Linked DNA regions of Mus musculus: region 1 is linked to region 2. A link is a loop called in an ENCODE intact Hi-C map of the cell type or tissue named here. Cell type or tissue: left cerebral cortex. All regions are shown on one strand.

The links. Hi-C counts contacts between places; a loop is a spot of excess contacts. Peaks named below come from ENCODE experiments on the same cell type or tissue, not always from the same donor. Only the 100,000 strongest peaks of a DNase experiment are listed, where the experiment ranks them.
Region 1: it touches region 2 in a loop (2.1-fold over the local background); 3 of 42 quality-filtered maps call a loop at or near these places.

The regions. Positions count from the first base shown.
Region 1 is chr17:82,874,277-82,882,276 of GRCm38, forward strand. The region is part of intron 4 of Gm34265 (a long non-coding RNA gene); the gene reads right to left. The region is part of intron 1 of Gm41629 (a long non-coding RNA gene); the gene reads left to right. Among named protein-coding and RNA genes, the nearest start is that of Gm41629, 6.4 kb to the left of the region's middle. In left cerebral cortex, no CTCF peak of the experiment used is centred here; a DNase peak (open chromatin) is centred at 3,997.
Region 2 is chr17:82,947,347-82,955,346 of GRCm38, forward strand. Gm34265 (a long non-coding RNA gene) reads right to left here. Exons shown (of 7, transcript XR_877010.2): 2 at 3,137-3,208. Among named protein-coding and RNA genes, the nearest start is that of Gm34265, 5.1 kb to the right of the region's middle. In left cerebral cortex, no CTCF peak of the experiment used is centred here; a DNase peak (open chromatin) is centred at 3,194.

The sequences.
Region 1 (8,000 bases), 73 kb before region 2:
AAGCATTTCCTAACTCCGTATTTTATAAAACATTGCTCTCCATCATCTTCTGATTGCTTAATAAAGACCTTTTCCCCCATAGCTGGATAGAAGAGTATAAGGCAGGACTTTCATGCCCTGAGAGAGGCAGAAGGTCTCAGATGGGACGGAGGACTCATCATAAGAACAAGAAGGAAGGATGCCAGGGTGAGACCAACATAACAGGTAACTGGACACGTGGCTAGAAAGTAGACTGGGAAGCAGGCCAAGCCAGCATAGTCAGGTTAGAATACATCAGAGTCTGCTCAGCTTAGTCCCTGAGGCTTTTGATAAATATACCAGGTCCCTGTGTCAATATTTCAGAGCAAGGGCAGGCATGTAAAAGCCCCATACTTTTACACCACTCCACTGAACTATGATTAGATTTAGTGACAAGCATCATACGTATCAAGTTCAAAGCCAACTGGGACATTGGGGTAGAGGATAAAGATGTATGATGGCCCTATTCTCAAGTTTATGGTGTCTCTACACTACTGGTTCTCAGCCTTCCTAATGCTGTGACCTTTTAGTACAATACTTCATATTATGGTGAGCCCCTCCCCCCAGCCATAAAGTATTCTCCTTTGCTTCTTTAAGAATGTAATTGTACTACTTTTATGAATCATAATGTCAATGTCTGCATTTTCTGATGGTCTTAGGTGACTCCTTTTTTTCTTTTTTTATTAGATATTTTCTTCATTTACATTTCAAATGCTATCCCAAAAGTCCCCTATACCCTCCCCCCGCTCTGCTCCCCTACCCACTCACTCCCACTTCTTGGCCCTGGCTTTCCCTTGTACTGGGGCATATAAAGTTTACTAGACCAAGGAGCCTCTCTTCCCAATGATGGCCAACTAGGCCTTCTTCTGCTACATATGCAGCTAGAGACACAAGTTCAGGGAATACTGATTAGTTCATATTGTTGTTCCACCTATAGGGTTGCAGACCCCTTCAACTCTTGGGTACTTTCTCTAGCTCCTACATTGGGGGTCCTGTGTTCCATCCTATAGATGACTATGAGCATCCACTTCTGTATTTGCCAGGCACTGGCAAAGCTTCACAGGAGACAGCTATATCAGGGCCCTTTCAGCAAAATCTTGCTGGCATATGCAATAGTGTCTGCGTTTAGTGGCTGATTATGGGATGGACCCCTGTGGGGCAGTCTCTGGATAGTCCATCTTTTTGTCTTAGCTCCAAACTTTGTGTCTGCAACTCCTTCCATGGATATTTTATTCCCTATTCTAGGGAGGAATGAAGTATCCATGAGTTGGTCTTCCTTCTTGATTTTCTTGTGTTTTAGAAGTTATATCTTGGGTATTCTAGCTTTCTGGGCTAATATCCATTTATCAGTGAGTGCATATCAAGTGACTTTTTTGTGATTGGGTTATCTCACTCAGGATGATATCCTCCAGATACATCCATTTGCCCAAGAATTTCATAAATTCATTGTTTTTAATAGCTGAGTAGTACTCCACTGTGTAAATGTACCACATTTTCTGTATCCATTCCTCTGTTGAGGGACATCTGGGTTCTTTCCAGCTTCTGGCTATTATAAATAGGGCTGCTATGAACATAGTGGATCATGTGTCCTTATTAACAGTTGGAACATCTTCTGGGTATATGCCCAGGAGAGGTATCGCTGGATCTACTGGTAGTACTATATCCAGTTTTCTGAGGAACCACCAAACTGATTTCCAGAGTAGTTGTACAAGCTTGCAATCCCACCAGCAATGGAGGATTGACTCCTTTGAAAGATAGTTGAACCCACCCCAGTGAGAGATGCAACCCACAGCTTGAGGCCTATTGCTCTACGGTCACTAAACAGAAAGGACATTAGCAGGCAGAGGCAGGGCAACATGGTTCTACCAACGGACTGTGGAAAGTGTACATTAGAGACCTTGAGATTTACCCTTGAGTCAACTTTCAGGTTGTTTCACTGCCTGTGCTCACACCACTAATGGGGCTTTGCAGAGAAAGGGATTAAGTAGCTAATGACAGCATTTATAATAAAATGTGCTGTACCACACGGGTTTGTTCTCTTTTCTGGTGATGAGAGCTCTTCTAGAAGAGGTCAACCATGAAAGTCATCAAATGGAACACCTGAAGGACTGCACCATAGAGTGTACAGCCTAAGTCACCCTCACAGTACCACCCAATGCTGACTTCAAGGATTTAAGTCTCCCTGCTGCTAAAGGATGGGAGGGTTCATTGCCTGGCTATATATCCTTCTCTTTGCTATGAGAGTCTCTGCCTTAACAATCATGTGGGAAAGGCAAATATCAAACAGGCAAAAATCTTGTTTTTATGCTACAAACTGAATGAGTGATCTTCTTTAGACTTGTCATTTTCATAAAATACAAGTAGAATTTAAGACATTTTTAATTCAAAATATCATTTGGTTTGCTACTTAATGGAATGTCAAAGATTATATAAAGCAGTGGACAGTTCAGGGTTAGGAAGATAGCTCAGAACTTAAGAGCACTGGCTATTCTGCCAGAGGACCTAGATTCTATTCCCAGCACCCATGTGGCAGCTAATAACTGTCTATAATAACTCTAGTTACAAGAAATTGGATGCCCTCTCCTGGATTCCACAGGTTCTAAGTATATGCATGGTGCATGAATATATTTGAGTCAAAGCACCAATACTCACAAAATAAACTTCTCAAAGAAGTAGAAATTCTAAAAGGATAACATAAGTGGGCATGTTTTCAAAAAGTATGCTTGCATGTCCACAATCACTGATTTATTTAAAACAGGCATAGAATTATACCCAGGTTAAATCATTAGGCTTTTCATGGTTAAACTAGGTTGAAGCTAGAAATGATAGAAAATCTTGATCCAAAAGAGAAATTCCAGCAACCCCAGAAAGCGGGCAACCAGGTCTTGTTAGCTTGATTGGAGGGAATAATCCGGGGGGGGGGGAGCACAACCGTGTGCGTACATTAGATTCCCTGTTTCTCGATGACTAAACTCGGCATGCTTCGTTGAAAATGCTTGTTTCTTATCTAGAAAAACATCTGCTTTTTGCTGCTAAAAGCGGGATCCTGAGGGAAGTGGTGATCTTTCCCAAGGCAACTTGATTAATAGCAGGCTTCCAAATCTTACTTAAGAGACATTCTGATGCAGCCAACAGCACTGAGTAATTGTTTCCACAAATAATCTTGATATATATTTCCCTTCTTTGGGGAAGTTTAGACAGTGGGACACACAGATCTCTTCCCAAGAACATCTGTACCTAACGCTCTTCCACGAGCAATGCTTGCTGACCAACACACCCCTAAGCACTGGACAGAAAGCCTTCTGGCTGATGAGGAGCTGGTGAAGAAACCCCATCTGAACAAAGCATTGTACTGAACAAATGGGCACAGTGGGTCAAACTAGACTAAGAAGCTTGCTCCCCGGAGCTCCCTTCCTTTCAAGAAAGTAAAAGCACAAGAATGAAGATGTAGCCTCAAGTAGGCAGAGGCAGGCAAATGAGAGCTGACTATGGCATGAAAAGAATCTTCCTGCAGGATAAAGAGAAAATGCTTCAGGAGCAAAGCACTATTAGTGGGCTGTTGTTCTTTTGTTTGTTTTTTGTTTTTGTTTTCTGAATCCTAGAATATGCATCAAAACATTCACTTTGTGAAAATACCTGTGGGGTCACAGTGTCATCAGACATTGCTAACTTCTATATTTAGAAGTTCCTCTGCCTTTGAGCCCAGCTATTCAGATTTCTGTCTAGCAAGCTTTCTTCATGCCTAAGAGATCTGTGTGGGAGACGGTTCTGGTTTTACGGGCAACTACGGGATGATAGGCCCATTGTTTTCCTATAAGAATATTCTGCCTTCTCCCTAATAAATCTTGAATCAGATAACTCATTGCACTTCAGCTCACTTTAACTTTTTTAGAAGGTCTTATGAACTAGAACAGCCTGCTGGTGAGTTAGAAACTTAAAATAAGCTCTCAGATGAGATCAGAAAGCAGAAATGGGAAGGAGAGGGAAATAACAACTGTCTTAGTCAGGAATCAGGAACCCTGCTTTCAAAACTAACTTGAAGACTTGGTCCCTGACTCCCAAACATGAAACCTTGAGTAATTCTTGATATCGCTATCATTGTAAGAGCTCAAATTTACAGTGTTTACATGAACTTAGCCCTTTACACGGCTTAGCTACTGTAATCTTCAGAGTGACTCTGCAAGGGAAATTCTATTATATCACTTTCTAGCTATAGGAACCAGTTCTGAAAACTCAATCAGCCCCAGTTTCTACAACTAGTGGATGCCAGACCCCTAGGTTTTCACCAACTACAAAGGCACTGAATTGAAGCCACCCACCTTCTCTGCAACAATGATTATCATGCTTTCTGGAGTCACCAAAAGGTGGTTTTTTAGCTTTCTCTCACAATGACTTAATGTCAGAAAGAAAAAAACAACTAATTTACCACTTCTATGTCTAAGTAGCTTAACGAGTCATGGGCTTTTGTTGGGCTTGGGGGTGTGGTGGAGATAGTTATCGGCATCTTGGCTGATATGTGGTAGGCTCACTGCAATGGCTGTCTGTGCTCCATGTAGTTCCCCATCTGGACAGGCTAGGCTAAGCTGGCCCCAGTACAGAAAATCAGGGGTCCTGAGAAAGAAAGCATGACTTCCTCCTTTGTCCTTGGGTCAGAGTCTGGCACATTAGTTACACTACATTCTATTACTTAAAACAAGTCACAAGGCCAGCCCAGACTGAAAGTGGCCTATTGGCTATCAAATCACATTGACGCGGCGCCTATCCTGGGAAGAGTGAAGAACTGGGGCATTCTGTCTTCACCCTGCCATAGAATGTATGTAAATATGCTTTATAAACCGCAAAGTGCCATACGACTGGGTCCTTAACTACAAAACACTGTCACTGAAAAATGTCAGCGCCTCTACAGATCCAAGGACAGCTTGATTTCATAGCTGTCATGTCTCTGAACTGAGTTTATAGACAATATCAGATATCGACCTTTTCCTACACACTCTGGATTCAGATGGCACCTCCCCTTTGCCTCCCCAGGCCCTTACCCCAAGAATCAAGCCAAACTTACATTCTGCTAAATTAGGAATGCTTCCCCCACCCCACACCCCCTAAAAAAAATCAAGAAGAAAAATGTCTGAGCTTGGTGTCACTCATGGCTGCCCTTTCTGAAAGTACATATTCCATCATTTTTATTGGGGTAGCATGCTTTCTTTCGAAAATCAAATCCCAGGTTTATAGTTTACAACACTTCATAATTCCTATCTACAGGTCCCTGGGAGACACAGTCTGGAAGGGCATCAACCTGTCCGGAGCATTTACACAAGGCCATGAAATTTAGCATGATTTGGACCAAAATTAAAAAAAAAAAAAAAAAAAGCCAATGTAACCAGAAACATTAAAGAGTTTACAACTTCTCTGTGTCGGGACAGTTTGTGTTTGTTAAGCCTCCCATGAACAACCTCCAGATGAGCCTGGAAGGCTGTCAGCCCTTATCATAACATCACGCCATCTCTGGAGGCCATTTAGTCCCACTGCGGCTGGCTGCAGGCTGGTATCAGCCAGGGAGATTTGAAAATCCCCATGTTCCAATGTTCAAGTTACACCCCATGACAATTAAGTCAAATCAGAGGCTCGAGATATAGTGTATTGGTTGTACGATTTGGATAAAGTTATTTTACTTAACCTCTCTGGGCTTTGATTTCCTCCTAAGATGTAGGAGAGATATCAGAAAGAGTGAGGTAATTATATAAAATGCCCCTTTGTAGACAAAAAAAAAAAAAAAACACTTGTTTCTTTCCCCATAAGGCTTTTACATCCCTGAGTGTTGGTAGCAAGCAGCCAGAAGGAAGGACACTCAGTGTATCGATGTGTTTGTACACAGCGATGAAGCCCAGTTGTTGACTTTCATGCATATCGTGAAATCCTGCTGCTGATTTCCTCAGGGTCACTTACTGCTCTGTATCTGCAGGCTGGGGTCTACCTCACAGGGCATCTAAATGTTGCTTGCTCTCATTTCCAGGCACACACTCAGTGGGTGTTTGTTTTACTCACCTGGTCAACGGGCCTGATATAGCAGACATTGGGGAAAGGCCACAGAGGGGATATTGGCTGCTTGCCACAAAAGCAAAGGACCAAAATGAACGACATCATCATTACAGTGATTTATGGGGGAGAGGGGTACTTTGGAACAGTGGGATCATTTTCTTTGCCACTCTTAAGTCTCCCAGACAAGTCTCCAGCTATACTCTGCACAAGAGTGTGGTTACAGCAAATGACCTCTTTTCCCTGCTTGCTCTCTGCACTGCTAATAAATAAAAGATGATTTTTTTTTTAATTTTTTGGTTCTGGTTCATTTTTTTTAATCAGGGGGAAATCTTTACAAATTAATATAGAATAGACAGGAGAGAACCAGAAATTATTTTTTTTAATATTGTTGATTAATTGCATGCAACCAAATGGTTTTTTTCTCTCAGTGCTTGAAATCAAATGGAGAATTTGTGCTTGCTAGGCAACCATTCTCCTACTGAGCTACATCCTGATCCTGGTATTTCGGCAGTGTGATGATTTGCATGAAAGTGGCGCCCATGGACCCATCAGGAGTGGCACCATTAAGAGTCATGGCCTTCTTGAAATAGGTGTGGCCTCGTTGGAAGAAAAGTGTCACCGGGTGTGGAATTTCAGGTCTTAGACACTCAAGCCAGGCCCAGTGTCTCACCTTCTTCCTGCTGCCTGCTGATCCAGATGTAGAACTCTCAGTACCTTCTCCAGGATCGAGTCTGCCAGCATGCTGCCATGCCGCCATGCTTTCAACTGTGATGATAATGGACTAAACCTCCGATCTGTAAGCCAGACCCAATTAAACGTTTTCCTTTGTAAGTGTCGCCATTGTCATGGTGTCTCTTCACAGCAATAGAAACCCAAACTAAGGCAGATAGTAATCTCAAAATCACCCACCTCAGTGAAAATCAGTCTCTCCTAGTGGCTTCCCATCCCACATGCTAGAACAGGCCCTGTGGATTATCTCCTCAGTCTAGGTCAGGTACACTTGTTCTCCATTCTTGCATGACAGAGCCTGGTCAGAGTGATTAAGTTGGCACTGCTTATCAGCATTTTATTTCTTACTAATCCAAGTATTTCCTCATGCTAATATGTTTGGTTTTTATGCTTAGGGAATACATAGCTAACCTTTAAATTCATTTAAAGTAGAATTGTCATGATCAAAGGTAGTTGTTAGCTGTGTAAGTCATTGATCACGTATTTCAGTGTGCCATTTAAAAATCAAGTATCTACTTTTTTATATATTTGAACATCCTCCTATTAGATATGTAAACTATGATCCATAAGCCAAATCAAAGCCACTACCTACTTTTGAAAATCAGGTGTTGTTTTTCATGGCCACACCCCTAATTTGCATATTGCGGGGCTGATTTCCACTATAAACTCAGAACTAATTGTGACTAGTTTGCAAAACCAAAAGTATTTACCTTGACCTTTGCAAAAAGTTTGCAAACCCCTTGTCTCGCTGTATCCTTCATAAAAACAGACATTGCCACAAATTCAGAGATCTGCCCATAGAAAGGTCCCTGTGTGTCCCTTGTATACACAAGCTTGTTGACAATGTAACCATAGAGCTACTTTTCTGGTGACAGTCCTCAGAGAAAAGAAAGGCATAAACCAAGACCTCATGGATAGATACAGCTAAGAAGGTCCTAAAAAGAGGCAATCTCTAATTTTCCAGGCAAGGAAACCAGGGCCAGGAAGCTGAAGTGAGTCTCTCAGCATTGCCAGAGCATTGAAATGCCTGGCAGCCAGCGATGTGGTTAACCAACACAATACTCTGAGAAGTCAGTCTGTTCCCAGGAGGACCTAGAGTTTGCACACAAATTAATAACTACATTGATGGACCTCTCTCTCTCTCTCTCTCTCTCTCTCTGTCTCTCTCTGTCTCTCTCTCTCTTTCTTTTTATAATTGTACTCACTTTACATCCCGA
Region 2 (8,000 bases):
CCTCCGAAGGATGATCTTGTTCTTTCAGCCACTCCAGGTCTCCTTCCTTTACTTCCCCAGAGTCCTCTGACTGAGGGAGAGAGTGGGGGAGTCACGAGGAGCAGAGCAGACCCCCCAGAATCAAGTCCTCTGTGTTCTGAGTCTCCTGCCCCTGCCCACTAACCCCACCTCAACTTCTCAACTTCTGGAAACTTCCTTAGCTCGGCTTTCCTCACTCCCAGCTTTCCTAAATAAAGGCAAAATGTTGCACTCTGACAAAAAAGTGATAGCAGTTTTTTTTAATCTCCACCCATAAAAGGCTATAATACCAACAATAATAATAATAATAATCCAATATATTTAAACCAATCACATTTAAAGGTCATAGAAGAAAGAGTTAGGCATAAAAAAATATTTGGCCCAAGGATTTATTTTCTATTTTTTTAGATGGGCCCTTTGATACCAAAGTTTAACTCTAAAGTTGCTCTGTTTTTATTGAAGCATTATTTATAGACAAAATTTCCTATCCATATTGCCATCTGGTTACTTCCCTTAATTGCTAGAAGTGGAGATTCCCTAGCCAATTAAAGTTTCCAAATAAAAGTGGTGTTTAGTTAAATGATTGGAACATTGCACACAGGTATGAAACTGTTTCCCCAGTTACTCTGTTTCTTCCTTAAGTTTACTTGGAAGATTAAGGTCGTGCTTGATCAGGGAAGGCTACACCTGGGTGATTAAGGTCATGCGTGCTTGGTTAAGGTCACGGCTTGAGTGTTTATGGACATACTTGGTTGGTTTAAGGTCACACTTGCAGGGTTGAGGTCACACTTTGTTGCTTAAGGTTCCATGTGATGGTTAAGGTCATACGTGGTTGGTGAAGGTCGTTCTTGGTTGGTCAGACTATAATGACGAGTGTCTCTGCAGAAGTTCTGAATGAGCACCCTGAGGTGAGCACTGCGCTGCGCATCTTGCATTCAAGTCTATAATTCTCACAACAGTTTGTCTGTCCTTTAACTCCAGCTTTACAGGTAAGAAAAGTGACTCACAGAGACATCCATCACACACCAAGCCACAGAGGTGAGATCAAGTCCTCTCTCATGGAACCGAGATCCCAGACTCCTCAGCACTCTGCTAAGCACAGCCGTCCACCAGTGCTTTCCTCAGGGAAGCTTCACAGATCCACTTCTTCCTGAGATCCCCGAGACAGAAGAGCAGTTCTGTTATAGATGCTCAGTGTGTTGAGAGCAAGATGTGGAAACTGGCCACACGGAGCAGGGACCACAAAACAGCAGTGCTGAGAGATGCCAGAAGGAACTGCTGCTTCCTGATTCTGCTGTCTTTTACGCCTGACTCAATCCACACTTGAGGATACGACTGACATCCCATGGGTTACATCTCCCCATGCCTCGCCCCAACTTCTGCTAACAGCCCTGATGCCCCCTGTCTTAGTTAGGGTTTTACTGCTGTGAACAGACACCATGACCAAGGCAAGTCTTATAAAAAACAACAACAACAACATTTAATTGGGGCTGGCTTACAGGTTCAGAGGTTCAGTCCATTATCATCAAGGTGGGAGCATGGCAGTATCCAGGCAGGCATGGCGCAGGAGGAGCTGAGAGTTCTATGTCTTCATCCAAAGGCTGCTAGTGGAAGACTGACTTCTGGGCAACTAGGGTGAGGATCTTATACCCACACCCAATGTGACACACCCATTCCAACCAGGTCACACCTATTCCAACAAGGCCACACCTTCAGATGGTACCACTCCCTAGTCCAAGGATATACAAACCTTCACACCCCCAGACCAGCAGCTCAATGATACCCCACCTAAAATTCACCATTGTAATCTACAGCTTTCATTCTTTAGGTTCACAAGACAAAAGCCTGGAGGCCACTAACCTGGTGGAAGTGTTGGGTGACTGAGTGTCTGGCGCCCCTACTCCTGAGATAACCCCCCACCTGAAGTAAGAAGGAGGGCCTCTTTTTAATTCAAAGACACCCTACTTTTCCTGTATCAGTATTATTGCTAATGTGTTTTCTGCTCAACAAATAAAAATGTATATTTAAAGGAAGGAAAGAAGGGAGGGAGGGAGGGAGGGAGGGAGGGAGGGAGGGAGGAAGGAAGGAAGGAAGGAAGGAAGGAAGGAAGGAAGGAAGGAAGGAAGGAAGGAAGGAAGGAAAGAAGGAAGGAAAGAAGGAAGGAAAGAAGGAAGGAAAGAAGGAAAGAGGGAAGGGGAAGAGGAGGGAGGGAGGGAGGGAGGGAGGGAGGGAGGGAGGGAGGGAGGGAGGGAGGGAGGGAGTTTAGCCAATCTAAGGGCAACCTTAAGGCCTTCTTAGTCAGGTTACAAGGGTCACTATGTAGACTGGCCCTTATCTGTGGGGACATTCTCTTTGTACCTACTATAACAGGTCAAAGCTGGCATTTCATTTCATTGGTTTTGAAAAGTGGTTTGTTTTGTTGCTTTGGCCTTTTTTTCCCCCTTCATCTCAGGCTTCCTTCCCTTGCCTTTTGGCCATCTGAAATGTTAGAATTCTGGAAATCATTTCATTTAAGGAGAAGGCACTGAATGATACAGAAGCACTTCTCAGCAATGCACCAACTCGGCTGACTTGCCACCCTTCCCCCCCCAATGCTGTCCTGCCTCCTGGAGAGGCAAGATAGCAGCCTAGCAGCAGCCATCCAAACTCTGCTGTTGCCAGCAGGCTTATGTCTGCCTAATTCAGGGCAGCTTTTCCATGGATGGCTTTGGTACCATTCTATTCAGAGACAAGACAAATGGAAGACGATTGGCAAGGAAGACAGAAGATGTTCAGAGACGGTCAACAGCAATTCATGCAAAGAGGAGGAAGCATTCTATTGAAACGGAGTTACCCGGAGCCTATTCACAGCCTCGACTTCAGAGGGTAGCTGTCTCTATCTCTGAAAAGGAAAATGACTCCCTCTCTAAGCCTCTTTAATGGGGACTTCATCAAAGCCAGTTTAATTCCCATCTGCTGGGTATGGAAGTTTTCGTCCACAGCTTTGCTATACGTTGACATTTCTTTTCTATTACAAAGCTTTGTACTTGTCCCATGATGATGCAAATACGCGTCTTATACCCAAAGCCCGGAGCTGCTTCCCAGCCTCACCCGCCTGGAGAAGAAGGAGCCTGCTCACCACGCAACGCTGCTCAGGAACCGGCTCACCACACAAGGCCGCTCATTCTCTCCAGCTCATTCCAGCATCCACCTACGAAAAAGCACAGCTCTCACTCCTAAGGGAATAGGTAGCGTCTATTCTGGAGACAAATTTGAGTGACAGTTACCGCCAAATGCCAAACCTGAAACTGGTAAGAGTTTCGTCAAGTTTTTATAGTTACAGAAGCCAAGAAAGGCATGAATCAAGGCATTTTCCAGACACATGGGTGGGAAACACGCAGTCACAGCAGAGAACTCTCTGCTACAGGCATTCTTAGCCTTTGGGTTAATGGACATCAGCAGTCCGCTTATCTACTACATTTCAGATTGCTTCGTCTGATACTTACAAGGACATTAGATCGGACACCCAGAAGGGCCATGAATGGTTGTCGAAGGGCTAGAGATAATCAGGATAATTAGGTCCTAGATCTGCAACATCCCAACTCATGGCAGTTGCAGGAATTCTAATCTTTAATATAGGTGTGTTCTTTTTATTTTTTCAGAGAACTCTGGTTCACACTGATAGTACTGGGGCACTGAAGGATTCTACTTCGAGGTCTGTTTCTTCATCCTATATGGCAAATAGACCCTTCTTGTCTCTGAAGATACCATCCAGGCTTCCCAAGAACAAACTCCAGGGATTTCCACAAGTGACCTTCTTAGAGAGTCCCAGGATCCTGTGAAACTCCCCAGAATTGATTTGAGCAAGACAAGAATCACATAAAGGGACAGTTCCCACGTCTGCCTTTCTTTCTTTCTTTCTTTCTTTCTTTCTTTCTTTCTTTTTTGTTGGTTTGGTTTGGTTTGGTTTGGTTTGGTTTGCTTTGCTTTGCTTTGCTTTGCTTTGCTTTGCTTTGCTTTGCTTTGGTTTTCGAGACAGGGTTTCTCTGTGTAGCCCTGGCTGTCCTGGAACTCACCCTGTAGACCAGGCTGGCCTCGAACTCAGAAATCCACCTGCCTCTGCCTCCCAAGTGCTGGAATTAAAGGCATGGGCCACCACTGCCCAGCTCATGTTTTTCAAAAAGAGCTGAACATGATGTAGATTACCATGCAGGTCTCGAGGTCTCTTCCTGGAAGACCGAATTGGTCACAAGTGGCATTTGTACTCATGGGGAAACTAAGCTGTCACTCATTCAGCCGCTCACAGGGAGAGAAAGGAAGGAAGCTGCAGCCCCACCTGGGGACGCTTGCTCTGCATGGAGGGGACACCTGCTCCCAGAATCGGCAGATCAGCTGATCACCCTGAGGACGGGGGCTGCCACTCAGTAGCCTCTTTCTCAGCTGAATTCATCAGGGAGGCTTTAAAAAAAAATGAAAAACAAACGAAACAAAAACAGATTAACGATTTCTTTGGACTCTGTTTCACTTTGAAGAAAGTGTTTTATGATTATGTTTTATTTGTTTGTTTATTTTCTTCAAATACCATTGATGTAGCATCCACAATAGCCTGCTGCTTTTCAAATCGAGTACTATGACGTGGAAACGTAATATAGAGTTGATGATTGAGCGTGGCTCGCTGAGAGAATGTGGGGCAGAGGACCGAGAGAGGTAACCTGGTAAGTTTGAGCTGGGTTGGAAGCCCCAGGGACCCAAAGGGACTATAGGAGCTTCACCTGCTCCGGACACCAGGCCCCTGTCACACAGCCACAGCTCCCCATAGAAAGAGTTGTGACCGTCAGTCACATAGGGGCAGCACCCACAAGGCCCTTTGCAGATGAGGCATCCCGAACATCTCAGACCAAGCCAATAGGAAGCACCTGCTGTCAGACCCCAACTCACCCCAAAATGTATCTAAGATTCTATCCAGAAGGAGTAAATAGTGTGAGAGAATTACTCCATCGCCTAAGAGCATCTGTCTGATTAGAACTGTAACCCTAGGGTATGCAATGGTGTCAGCGTTTGGATGCTGATTATGGGGTGGATCCCTGGATATGGCAGTCTCTACATGGTCCATCCTTTCATCTCAGCTCCAAACTTTGTCTCTGTAACTCCTTCCATGGGTGTTTTGTTCCCAATTCTAAGGAGGGGCATAGTGTCCACACTTCAGTCTTCACTCTTCTTGAGTTTCATGTGTTTAGCAAATTGTACCTTATATCTTGGGAATCCTAGGTTTGGGGCTAATATCCACTTATCAGTGAGTACATATTGTGTGAGTTCCTTTGTGAATGTGTTACCTCACTCAGGATGATGCTCTCCAGGTCCATCCATTTGGCTAGAAATTTCATAAATTCATTCTTTTTAATAGCTGAGTAGTACTCCATTGTGTAGATGTACCACATTTTCTGTATCCATTCCTCTGTTGAGGGGCATCTGGGTTCTTTCCAGCTTCTGGCTATTATAAACAAGGCTGCTATGAACATAGTGGAGCATGTGTCCTTCTTACCAGTTGGGGCATCTTCTGGATATATGCCCAGGAGAGGTATTGCTGGATCCTCCGGTAGTACTATGTCCAATTTTCTGAGGAACCGCCAGACTGATTTCCAGAGTGGTTGTACAAGCCTGCAATCCCACCAACAATGGAGGAGTGTTCCTCTTTCTCCACATCCATGCCAGCATCTGCTGTCACCTGAATTTTTGATCTTAGCCATTCTGACTGGTGTGAGGTGGAATCTCAGGGTTGTTTTGATTTGCATTTCCCTGATGATTAAGGATGTTGAACATTTTTTCAGGTGCTTCTCTGCCATTCGGTATTCCTCAGGTGAGAATTCTTTGTTCAGTTCTGAGCCCCATTTTTTAATGGGGTTGTTCGATTTTCTGAAGTCCACCTTCTTGAGTTCTTTATATATGTTGGATATTAGCCCCCTATCTGATTTAGGATAGGTAAAAATCCTTTCCCAATCTGTTGGTGGTCTTTTTGTCTTATTGACGGTGTCTTTTGCCTTGCAGAAACTTTGGAGTTTCATTAGGTCCCATTTGTCAATTCTCAATCTTACAGCACAAGCCATTGCTGTTCTGTTCAGAAATTTTTCCCCTGTGCCCATATCTTCAAGGCTTTTCCCCACTTTCTCCTCTATAAGTTTCAGTGTCTCTGGTTTTATTTTATGTGAAGTTCTTTGATCCACTTAGATTTGACCTTAGTACAAGGAGATAAGTATGGATCGATTCTCATTCTTCTACATGATAACAACCAGTTGTGCCAGCACCAATTGTTGAAAATGCTGTCTTTCTTCCACTGGATGGTTTTAGCTCCCTTGTCGAAGATCAAGTGACCATAGGTGTGTGGGTTCATTTCTGGGTCTTCAATTCTATTCCATTGGTCTACTTGTCTGTTTCTATACCAGTACCATGCAGTTTTTATCACAATTGCTCTATAGTAAAGCTTTAGGTCAGGCATGGTGATTCCACCAGAGGTTCTTTTATCCTTGAGAAGACTTTTTGCTATCCTAGCAAGATTTTATTGAAAGGACCCAGATGTAGCTATCTCTTGTGAGACTATGCCGGGGCCTAGCAAACACAGAAGTGGATGCTCACAGTCAGCTAATGGATGGATCACAGGGCTCCCAATAGAGGAGCTAGAGAAAGAACCCAAGGAGCTAAAGGGATCTGCAACCCTATAGGTGGAACAACATTATGAACTAACCAGTACCCCGGAGCTCTTGACTCTAGCTGCATATGTATCAAAAGATGGCCTAATCGGCCATCACTGGAAAGAGAGGCCCATTGGACACGCAAACTTTGTATGCCCCAGTACAGGGGAACGCCAGGGCCAAAGAGGGGGAGTGGGTGGGTAGGGGAGTGGGGGTGGGTGGGTATGGGGGACTTTTGGTATAGCATTGGAAATGTAAATGAGCTAAATACCTAATAAAAAATGGAAAAAAAAAAAAAGAAAGAAAGAACTGTAACCTTCCTGGGAAAAGAATGCTCTCCCGGACGCTTTCGCTGCAGAAGCACCCCTGTACCTTGATCATTACCCAGCCCTCCTCTGGCCAGCACAGGGTCTCAGAGAAACCGCGGTGGCCTGGGCAGCAGCAGCAGCAGAGACATTTCCCCTCTCCGCTCATGCCCTTTCCCTTTCGCTTGAACACTCAAGCCAGAGACCTCCACTGATAGATAGCATAGCGTCCATTGCACAGACTCGTAGGAGAGCTTAACCCTGTTAAGCATATGCTAAGGGGCTTGTGCCTCGGGTTCCATGTGACGGGACTGAGTCTCATCTTTACTGCTCAGTGTGTGACACTAGTCCAGGTGATGACATCACCCCCAGAGAGTCAGTTTGCTCGCCTGTGAAGACTAGGACTAAGGACAGGCAGACTGTTGTGAGGGACTAACAACTTTGGCATGCAAAACTTTGCCATAATTTTGCAGGCCTGAACTGAATCTGAACTCCAGTCAGTTCAGCCTTGCAAAATTCCATGTTAGACTTGCCATTTCCCTCCACTTCCCAGATACAGCTCTTGTCCAGAACACAGATGGGGCAGAGACTTTGTGGCCAGGAAAGGTCTTGACATTGGTAAGATTCCTGCTTCTGGGTTACTGGGTTACTGGGCCAGAGCCTGGTTGGTGTGATCACATGTGTTCTCTGTGTACACGTGACCAGCTTTAGAGGATTCAATGAGCAGAGGCACGTGCTTTTCCACTAATGAGAGAGAGAGAGAGAGAGAGAGAGAGAGAGAGAGAGAGAGAGTGTGTGTGTGTGTGTGTGTGTGTGTGTGTGTGTGTGAAAGAAAAAGAGTAATGAGGAAGAAAATGGATTTTCTCAGCCAGGCCAGGTTTCTACCTGCCAGCCACTGAGCTGGGAGCCCCTGCATGCCCTGACTTGATTTAGGAGGCCCTGATACCTTGCAAAACAATTAACAGAGGCTTGATGGGAGCTAAATAGTTTGACCAAATGTGGCACCCACTGC